Linked DNA regions of Mus musculus: region 2 is linked to region 1. A link is a loop called in an ENCODE intact Hi-C map of the cell type or tissue named here. Cell type or tissue: left cerebral cortex. All regions are shown on one strand. Each heading gives the region's core, and the rest is flanking DNA. Links, peaks and the distances in the headings are about the cores only.

Region 1 (5,385 bases), core at 258-5,257:
AAAAACCTGGAAGCTTGGAGTTCTCAAACTGAGATGGGTGGGGTAGGAAATTGTGCCTAGGAAAAGAATCCTGAGTTGTTGAGAGACTATTTCTGGTCACGTTTTCCTGTTCTTGGGACACAGGCTATGTGTTAAGACCTGCTTTCCTTGCTCTCTATGGCTCCCTGAACTGGTTTTACAAGGAAGTTTTCTTTTCTTTTTTCTTGTCTTTTTTTAAAACCAGTCTAATGTTGTTCTTTTCCCTCTTGTCATTTAGTTCCTGCCCTCTATTATTGCATCTTCATTAGCTAATCTGTGCAGAAGCAGTAAAGGTTGCAACTCAAAACACCAGGGAGGAATACACAGAGGGAGGAGCCCTGGTTTGGTTTGAAACTACCAATCTGGGGTAGCTCTAAGCTCGAGGGAGGGAGGGAGGGAGGGGGCGTTGAAGGGCTCATGCTTTGTTGTAGCGTGCTAGCTGCCTAGAGCTTTGAGGACTGGGAATATGAGAGAAAGGAAGAAAAGGCTGCTCAGTTCGGAACAAGGAGAGTGTGTTGAGAGAGGGGAAGTCACTCGTTGCCCTATTCTGGCCATCCCAGCTGGGAAGGAGAAAGAGATGGTACCCTGGTAACAGTGAGTAGTTGACAGCCTCTCTTCAACATGAGGTATGACAGGTATCTGACATGAGAGAGGCATGTGCACATGAGTGAGTCTATTTTTTTTTATTTGCTGTAGGCATCTCTTTGCTTTTCTCCTGTCAATGCATTTAATCAAGAGTCCTCTGTAGTTTTCAAGTAGACCATCAAAGCTACAACTCCTGCACTGGAGTCTCTAGTACCTTCTGGCTTTAGTCCTGAACATGTATGTTATCTTAAAATTAAGTATTATATTGCTTTATGTATCTTATTGGTTGCATTTATGCTTTTATTTATACCAGCTTCCAACCAGAGGACTATCCAACCTCCTAGGGTAAGTCCAAGTTTATGAAATTAATTAAAAGCAGTTGTTTGGTGGATTAAAATGAGGGGTTGGAACATTGGACTGTTTGGTTCTATGCTTAATGTGACATCAAATTAAGGCAATGCTGAAGTCATTTCAGGGCCTGTGTATGAATAGGTCTGTTTGTGTCATAAGATTTACCTTGAGGCATTTAAGTACTGATGAGACAGAAGTGTCCCTGTAAGTTTGTACTCCCTATGTAGATGCAGAATCTATGAGGGGGAATATAATTATCTCTTCCATCAGCAGGAAGCTGATTCCACTGTGTCTCCCCATCTGTTGGATTTGTGTGATGTGAGTTTATAGAGTGACAGTTTTGAGCACGACATTAAGGAAGAAAAGTTTGTGTTAAATTGACTTCCTTAAAAAGTATAGTCTGTAAGGTATATGTTGTTGAAGAGATCCATTCCAAATAATGACCTACGATTTTATCAGCATTTTTCCTTCCTAAAGGTTTTATTGTATTTGAATACCTCCATAAGGTCTTTGGGAAAATTCTAAGAAAAAGATCAAATTCAGGAGGAAATGTATGAGAAAAAAAATTACTGTATAAACTCACCATGGTGACAGACCTGAGAGTTCTTACATGGAATTAAGATCTGAAGTGGGAGTATATTGGACTCAGCTTCCTGTCCACAGTGACTGGCAGATAACTCTGGCAGCCTCTAAGGACACGCCCAAAGGGCGGGCTTGGGAGAATGTGTTAATTCACCTCTGCCTCTTATTCTGAGGAGACTGGTGACACAGCTGTGTTAGCCACAAGCAGCTAACAGTTCTCCTAGAGCCGCTTAGAGATAACCTAAGCAATGGACCGTTAAATCCTACCAATTTTCTTGCTGTTACTGAGTTCAATTTGCATGATGTGAAAATGATTCTGCTTTGCTACCATCTCTTATTTAACTGTGTTTTCTATCTGTTACTGCAATTTGCATGTTTGTACATTAATACTTTTATAAGAATTTCTTGAACTGAGAATGGTGGGTGGAGTAGGGAATTATTCACAGAAAAAAATACTAAGAGAATAAGGCAGCTATTATTAAACTATTAACTAGCCTTGGGAAGCTTTGTTTCATTAGCTTTTGCTGTCTCATTTTGCTTTTAGACCATAGGATTCTCCACTTATAATACAAGTTCAATGATAGTGTAAGTTTTAGCATAAAACACATAAAGTAATGTACATTTTCTATAAATATATTTTAAATATTTTCCAGAAAGCTGTAGAGGAACCCCTTAACGGTATGTGATCATTATAAGTCTGGGTCTATTAGCAGATCGTAATTTGAACTGATCCTCAAAGACGTTAGAATGCCCACCAATCCCTTGGGAAGAATCCAGTTTGGGAGTTTTGTTTGTTTGCTTGCTTTTTTTGTTCATATGTTTTCTGGCCTTGATCTCTCAATACTTTCTTGATTCTTCATCAGAAATTGGCAGTGTTGCTTTTGTAATGTTCTCACTGTCCCGTGCTATACTGAGTGACATTTGGGCAAGGGGACCATTGAGCCTTTTTTTTTTTTTTTTTTTACTGGACAAGATGAAGTGTCACACCCTCAGTAAAGAATCATCCCTGTGGCTTCTGATTTCTAGAAAAATCCAGGCTGCCACTATGGAGTGATACCAAAATGTGTCACTTACTTTCTATGTAAATCTAGATCTGTATTCCCCAGAAAGTCTGTTTGCTTTTGTGGGTGCTGTGGGTGTGAGCTTTGCAATGAATGATAGCCTCAAATGAGTCTAGCTGTCTAGTTAAGGGATACTTGGCATTGTGTTGTTGGCATATCTGTTTATGTTGAGATTATTTCTAACTGTGAAATCTTACTAACTTGCCTTCTGACTAATTGCCTGCTTGTTACTAATCCTCAGCATTTAAAGAGTCAAAAGGAATGATGAATGACGGTAAGTATTAAGTTTGCATGTGATTGTGCCCTGGTTGATGCATGGACAGATGAGTTTTAGAGCTCACCCATGGTTGTGCACTGGTTGACACACATGGATGTTTACAAAGGAAGCAGAGAGCTTTCTTGAAATTACAACTTTTTTTAAAGAAAATGACAGGGACATTGTCAATCATGAATGTCCCAGTTTCTTGGTGTTTCCATCTTAGATCTAGCTTGGTGTTGTGTTCTTTTTTTTTTTTTTTTTTTTTTTTTTTTACCTGTGACAGTGTCATTTTTTCTGTAGGTAGATAAAGAACATAGCTCGTAGGGTCTCATGGATGGGAACCTCCTGGTTCCTCAGCGGCTATGTTTGGTGCACATATTTCAGGCCATGCACCTGTTGACTGAGTGTTTAAAACTCCTTGCATAAGGAGTGTAGATATCCTGGCATATGTTTGTCTCACCTTGATGGAGTTGTATACTTGTGGAGAGATTTTGTTGCATTTCACACTGGGGGTGATATATCTACTTTTCCATGCAGAAACTTAGTCCCAACCATGTGGGAAAGGATTAGAGAGAAAAAGACTTCTCTACACACCCCAGCTTTCCCCTCTTTTCTGAACTCCAGATCAACAGCAAACACATGTTTCCTGAATATGACCTATGCATGTGCTTGTTAATACTTCCCAAAGAAGTCCGTAATAGTCTATGATTCTCCAGCCCCATTGGCATTTAGTAATTCCATTTGTAATTACATTCTATTTTCAAAAAACGTCTTCATGCCGTCAGTACTTGCAACCCATCCTTTTCTCACGGAGGCTTTGCTTTATATTTTACTGCTGTAAAGCCTGTGACCTGCCTGTTCACCTCCCTAACAAAGAGTTGCAGGTAACCGAGGAGGCCTTCTTCCCTAGAGCACAATTAACTTCTGCATAAGATTAAAAACACTTCGATCATGTGTTGGCTGAGCTAAATTTAACGCAGGCTCTGGCTTGACGGGAAGTCCAGAATGGTCCCATGGTTACAGGCTTTTGTCGTAGCTTTGAAATGTGTGTTTTGCTACACAAGCTGCTGCTACCTAAAAATATTGTTGTAGTGGGAACAAGTGTACACCGTGCCAGGGTTCCTGGCGTGGCTTTACCGTGTTTACCCTCTGTGTTTTGTTTCTCAGCTATTGTGGTCTTTCTTCTACCTACCACAGTGTCAGGTTTCTGTGAGTGGATTATAAATAAATAAGTAAACTTTTCTCCATTTGCAGAAAACCAGTGGGAAAACTTTCACTGCCTCTTTGTTAATTATCTTTAAAATGTGACTTTTTTTTTAAGTCACTGTTTCAAGAGATGTCATAAAGAACTGTTTGTTACTTTGGTTTTTTTAGTTCTTTGTGTAGCACATGAGGTGGTCTGTGAGGACCTTGAAAAGGCCCTGAATTTTGTCCATGTTTAGCTGATCACAGTTTGTTTTTTGTTTGTTTGTTTGTTTTGTTTTGTTTTGTTTTTTGTTTTTGTTTTTTGTTTTTTGAGACAGGGTTTCTCTGTGTAACTCTGGCTGTCCTGGAACTCACTCTGTAGACCAGGCTGGCCTCGAACTCAGAAATCCGCCTGCCTCTGCCTCCCGAGTGCTGGGATTAAAGGCGTGCGCCACCACGCCGGGCGACACAGTTTGGTTTTTAAATGCTTGTTACGGGCTGTGTCTTCTGATGTCCACCCTGGACTCACGGCGTACAGATCACCCTGAACAAAGTTCAGGGCACCTTCCCAAGAACTTCCTCTTTACCTATGCCGGATCACAAGTCTGTTTCACTTATATTAACCGAATGCTGTAAACCTAAAGTGAACATGGTAGAATATTATTCTTGGATCAATAACTTCTGCTTTGAAAAATCAACATCTCATGCCTTGTATTGAGCTTACCCAGCAAACCAAGGTTATCAGTCTGTGTTGATTTTATTTTCCCATGCCATTGGCATTTTACTTACCAAACTGAAAAGGCTAATGATTTGCCTGATTTCTGTCTGTGACCTTTACAGATACATTTTCATTATTTTTGATAGAATATCTCAAACAGTTTCAAGCTTTAGCAACAAGTCATGTCTCAATGCATAGGAAGTGGACGTGAGTAGTGACGAAATGTTGATGTTTCTGTTTTCCAGAATAGGTGAAGGGAAGTGACGGACTGTAACTTGGAAGTCAGAAATGGAAGAATACAGTTGTCTAAGCACCAGGTCTTCACGACTCACAGCTGGAAGGAACAGACAACAGTAACTGACTTCCATCCAGGAAAACATGTCACATAAATGATTACTAAGTTTATATTCAAAGCAGCTGTACTTTACATAATAAAAAAAATATGATGTGCTGTGTAACCAATTGGAATCCCATTTTTCTATTGTTTCTACTCAACTAGGGGCAAACGTTTCAGGGGCAACTTCCAAGAATGATGCTTGTTAGATCCTAGAGTCTCTGAACACTGAGTTTAAATTGATTCCGAGTGAGACTCGCCAAGCACTAACCTGAGGGTTAGTTACCCAGAG
Region 2 (5,385 bases), core at 96-5,095, 130 kb after region 1:
TAGAACTAAAGTTACAGGTTGTGTGAGCTGCCATGTAAGTGCTGGGAACTGAACCCAGGTCCTCTGCAATAGCAGCCAGTGCTCTTAACCACTGAGCTCCACAACCTGATCTTTGCCATCAAGATTCTATCACACAGGACAGGCAAGGAAAAGACTGTTCCCACCCCACACACCAGTCGGAAAGCTATCCTAAAAAGACTTTTCTCTGATGTTTCCAATAGAATTCACAGTATGAGATATTGTTATATTCTCTTCTGATGTCACTCATGATTGTAGGGAACCAATCACAAAGCTAGACTCAACATCTTCATCTGAGAAATCGCTTGGCTTAAAAGCCACCATGGTGTCTATATGACACTCCATCTGTGCTCCTTGACCTCCTTCTGAAAGTCCCCCTGCAGTAAGTCCACACTGTCTAGGAGACAGATTCTCTAAGAGTACCAACCCCCCCACCAAAGAGACTTTAAAAAATAATCAGAAGTAATACAAATAGGTGAAGTCCCCGAGAGAAAGAATGGAAGAAAGAGTGGGTAGACAGTCTGACCATGTGCACAGTCAGTTATGATTCGGAGTGAGTTTGCCCACTGGCAACCTTCTGACAGGTAATTTACATGGTCTGCATTAAGTAATAAAGCAGCCGCAGGCAAAGAAACCCTCACTAACAGAAATGTGCTGCCGCCACTGCCATTGTGGGGTAAAGAATGCGAGGTCCAAAGGAATCCCCAGGAAAACGTGGATGGGGACCAGGAGGAGAGCCAGGTTAACCAGCTCCATCTTCACCCTGGAGATACTGAAATGATTATGAGACAAAGAGAGAGTTGGCACCCTGAGTTCCATGATAAATAAAACAATATGCAACCTGTCGGGTGGCAGGTGAAATACCAGCAGAGAGTGTGGCGTTTCCAGCCTTCTCCATAAGCTCAGCATGGACTCATCAACCCAGAGGCAAAGTAGCCAGGATAAGGGCCAGTGAGAAGGTTCAATGGGTAAAAGCACTTGCTGCCAACCCTGAGGGTCTCATTCAACCCCCAGGATCCACAGTGTGGAAGAACAACTAACCTGAGCGAGTTGTTCTCTGACCCCAAACATACACAAAGCCACCACCCCAACCCCCAAACACTTTGGCATATGTGCTTTTCAAAGCCAGTACTAAATAACCCAGAGTGAAGCTTGCTGTCATTTCCCTTCCAGAGATGCACCAATTTCTCTCCCGCCATGTTTGTACGCTTGTGCAGTTGCTTTGGTGATCTTGAGTGACACAGAGCAGAAATGTAAGCGAACCAAATCAAATAGGAAGTCTCCTCGGTCAAACCTAACTCAGAACCATTATCACACAGGTAGAGATAGCAGCGTGGCCAGCCAGCCTGTCACTCAGAAGGAGTTTCTGTCACTCAGCCAGACTCAGTCCCTAGAGAAGATTTTGAAAGGTGCTGTCTGGCTCCAGTGAAAACCCAATTTAAAGTACTTACCAGATGACCAGGCTTCAGCCCCTTGACTTCTCCCAGATGCAAAGAACCTGATGACTCTAAGACTTGATTCTGACATGACTATCAACTATGTTCATTATTCCCAGCAGGACACACAGAAGGGAAATGTATGCGTGTCCTCCTTCAGACATAATGAAACATTCCATGAACTGAAAACCTTGGAACCCAATTATAAAAACCAAATTGCTATTTTACTCACAAAGATAAAATAGCTGTGGTCTCATCAACTTTGCCCTTTGTAATTTACCTTATCTCGTGGATTCCTCAAAATGAGGAACACATTTGTCCTATTTGGGGATTTGTTGGTCACAGGTAACAGAAACTCAATTTAGTCCAAGAAAACAGGGCAGAATGGGGTGAGGGGTTACTGTAAGGTTATAACATGGGCTCCCTGGGATTATGCCCAGGAGAGACAAAACTGATATAGCAATAGTATCTCTCACTCTCTGTTTTTAATCTCCCCTCCCTTGGGTCTTAAGCCCACCCTAGTCTGAGCATTCTCCATATCATATGACTAGATAACAGAAGTGCTCAGTTATTAAGGACTAAAGTGAGGGACAGATTGCTTGATATGAAGTACAAGCAAGGTGTCAACCCCAAACAGTATGGGATGTCCAAGTCTGGGGTTCTGCAGTCCACTTGTCACATGGGGAGATTGAGATGCAGTTAGAAGAATTTAGCAAGAGGCTGCATGGCTTCAGAGAGCTCAGCATTCCATACAGTCACATTCAGCTTTGCATCGCAAAGCTCACTTGCAGTTGGATCACTGGCAGAGTATTTAATCTTTGTGCTTCAATTTCCTCCCCATCAGAACAGGCTCTCATGTCAAAGGTTTGTTTTTAGGATTAAATCGAATGAGTTCCTTTATTTGAGTCATCTAATTCAGTGCCTGGGAGATAGCAGCACACACAAAGCTAATAGCCTCTATCTGACCTTAGAAACCATGCCTTCACCTGCATCTCAGTTTCATCGCTGAGTTACGCAGAGTCTTCTGGGGTTCAGCCCTGTGTCAGTAAGCAGCCACTCCCAGACTGCCAGCTCCGAGGGGACTCTTGTCTCATTTCTTTTGCATCCTACCCTGGGCTGGCCAAACACATTGGTAGTCTCTTCAGGTTCCTGCGGAATTAAACCGGCTGAATGAGTTCACATGTCACTTCTCGTCCCAGCAAATCCCCTAGGATCATGCACCATTTCTTGTTTCATTGTATCTTTCCCTGGCTGGTTCTCTGGGGGAACAAACCTATTTTGCTTTCCTTGGTCTCCATTCTCTCTCTCTCTCTCTCTCTCTCTCTCTCTCTCTCTCTCTCTCTCTCTCTCTCTCTCTCTCTCTCATGCAGCTCCACCTGGAGGCGAGTGGCTTGAGCTTGTCAAAGCAATCAAATCCATCCTAGCAGAAAAAGATGACCCAGTCTAGAAGAGCCCTTTAATTCCAGATGACTCCAATTGAAGGGACCGAAGCAGAACTCTTGAGTCTCCGATATCTTGAGTGTGTCATCATGAAATCTCTTTGATACGGGTGGGAGATGGTATGGAGATCTGAACATCATTACATCAAACAGGAAAACTACTTAGTTCATCGTCTCACAATCCTTCCAAAGTTAGGACGAAGTCTGCATGTCAAACCAAGGCATTCAGAATTCTCTTAGACACATTGCCAACTCTGAAGACAGATCCAGCACCTCATGCATGAATGACAGGAAAGGATGCAGAAGGGAATTCGTATCTGACAAATGCTATCAGCTGTCTGCATTGAGCAGGGCACTTTACATTATGGAATCTCATTTCCCCAGCAACTTTGCAAGGCTGCTAATATTATTCCAGTTTTATAGATGAAAATTACCAAAGTTAATTGACTCTGGATATGCAATTAGAAAGGTGATGTACTGGAAACCAACAGAGGAGCCGCTATAGATACCAGATGAGTGTTACTTTACCAAACTACTGTTTTCCAAATTTTACAAAATGCAGTCTAACTACCCATTGACTGAAAGAAAAGACTGGCCACCAAAGCATCTAGCTGAGAAAGAAGAAAGGTAAGTCTTGGTTACAAGCCAGGCAACTGGGTTAACCATCACTGATATAGAAACTTTTGTACTCTTTGAAGACGCTGAAGGATCATTCTAGCATGCTTAAATTAATTGATACTGGGCTCTACCTGTTGAGTGACCATTGACAAATTATTCAAACTTGATAATTTCCTCACCTACTAAAAAGATGGATACCATATGCTGTTACCTCCCAATATGATAAAGATGAAATAAAATGGCTTTTGTGAAGTGTCCCTTGCTTAGGATTGTGCCTGGCTCCTCATACTATGCAAGCTATCATCAATAGTTGATATTTTTAAAGAAATGGGAACGTTTTTAATCACTGGAATTGCTGTATGATGGCCAGTAGGCAGCCTCTCTCAAAAAAGAGATGCGATTCATTTAGAAATAGCAGTGCATGTGCATGCAGACAATAATGCAATAATATCTTTAAATACAGCTTGTTCGCCTAAGAATATAAGAACAGACTGCTTCCCATTGGCTCTGAGCACCTCTCTTGCTTGTTTATGTTGTTAAATTGCTTAGCAACCTCTCCTCCAGGCTTGAGCAGAGACATAAAATTTCAGTCAAGAACAGAAAGGTATAGAACACCACAAAATCTTATAGAAATCAATCATATTGAAGATTAAACACAAAAATACTTTTTGCATACAGTATCTTCTCATGATTTCCCTTTTATTTGAATTCAATTCCTTTTCCTACCTCTCTCGAGAGATCGGAGCTGTCCGCAGTAACAGGGTGTGCTGATGGGAGTGGAAGGGACTTTGCAGGAAGGTGTCACTCATCAGTGATCTTATATTTTCTTCTCCTTCCCTTTTCCCCGCTGGACCAGTTTAGTAATCATGAGCAGGAAGACTTGACAGTGATAAACTCCATATAGGAAAGGGTAAAACATTCACTTTTATGTTTTCAAGGAACAAGGGCCCAGCTCTTGCTTCCGTTAGTCTGTAATTCATAAGCCTACAATTCTCCTGGTCCTGGAACTCCATCAGCTATAAATATTCCTCTGCCCAGGGTCATAATCTTCTATGTCTGATAGTTTCCCTACCTTCTACATTCTACCCTATATACCTCATCCGTAACAGTCTCCACACTAGGTCTTATCGTTGGCGATGCATTTTAAATCCTGTTTTCAAACAAGGTGGAGGCAGGCAAATGTTTAATAGTTGACTGGGAACTCAGCCTTCTTTTTCTACAGGAATCTTCGAAGGCAGGGCCCCTAGACTGCCGCAGCAAGGACTCCAGAATTTCTGCCTGCCTCCTGCATAGGACAAGTTCTTTCCATACTGCGTTGTTCTCTCTTTCTGTCCCTGACTCTTCCTTTTCTCCTCTTGAAAAGTGTGACATGGATCAGACCCACCTCATGGATGATCTCAGGCTTACTAGTTTTGAGCCTTGAATATCTCACTATGTCAAAGCTATATTTGCCTGTTTGCCCAAGGAAGTACATGTGCTATGGAAATGCCAAAATCTGCTTCAACTGTAAAAAATGTCTGATCCTTACAATACAGCTGAAAGGGACATTCTGTCCTGCTTAGAGTGTAGGTGGACGTAGGCTGCTAACATATACTTTACAGAAAAGGAGAAGAAAAAGGGGGGGGGGGAGGTAAATTGCAAACATCACGAGAGACACAAAAGACCTGAACTCAAATCAGAAGGTCAGAAGCATCAACTAGCTGCTTTCCAGAGAGCGCTTGCTTATTTAGAGACCAAAGATTAGATTCAGGCCAAGAAGAAGGACAGACCAGAAAAAAAGATTTGCTCAAGGCAGGGAAGTGGCATAATGAACTAGCAAATGAAAAAGTGCAGATCCTCTGCCTCCCCTCCCCCTCCCCCTCCACGTTCAGAGT

Evidence for each region. A loop is a pair of places that touch in the nucleus more often than their neighbours do. Peaks named below come from ENCODE experiments on the same cell type or tissue, not always from the same donor. Only the 100,000 strongest peaks of a DNase experiment are listed, where the experiment ranks them.
Region 2: it touches region 1 in a loop (2.5-fold over the local background); 2 of 42 quality-filtered maps call a loop at or near these places.

Annotation. Positions count from the first base shown.
Region 1 is chr16:49,905,865-49,911,249 of GRCm38, forward strand. It overlaps Cd47 (CD47 antigen (Rh-related antigen, integrin-associated signal transducer)), which reads left to right. Exons shown (of 9, transcript NM_001368415.1): 8 at 917-948; 9 at 5,005-5,385. The coding sequence ends at 5,013. Among named protein-coding and RNA genes, the nearest start is that of Gm19723, 47 kb to the right of the region's middle. In left cerebral cortex, for the core only: no CTCF peak of the experiment used is centred there; DNase peaks (open chromatin) are centred at 2,692 and 3,882.
Region 2 is chr16:50,033,823-50,039,207 of GRCm38, forward strand. The region is part of intron 2 of Gm4827 (predicted gene 4827); the gene reads right to left. Among named protein-coding and RNA genes, the nearest start is that of Gm32101, 13 kb to the right of the region's middle. In left cerebral cortex, for the core only: a CTCF peak has its summit at 2,869 (motif pointing left); a DNase peak (open chromatin) is centred at 5,055; H3K27ac peaks cover 315 bases.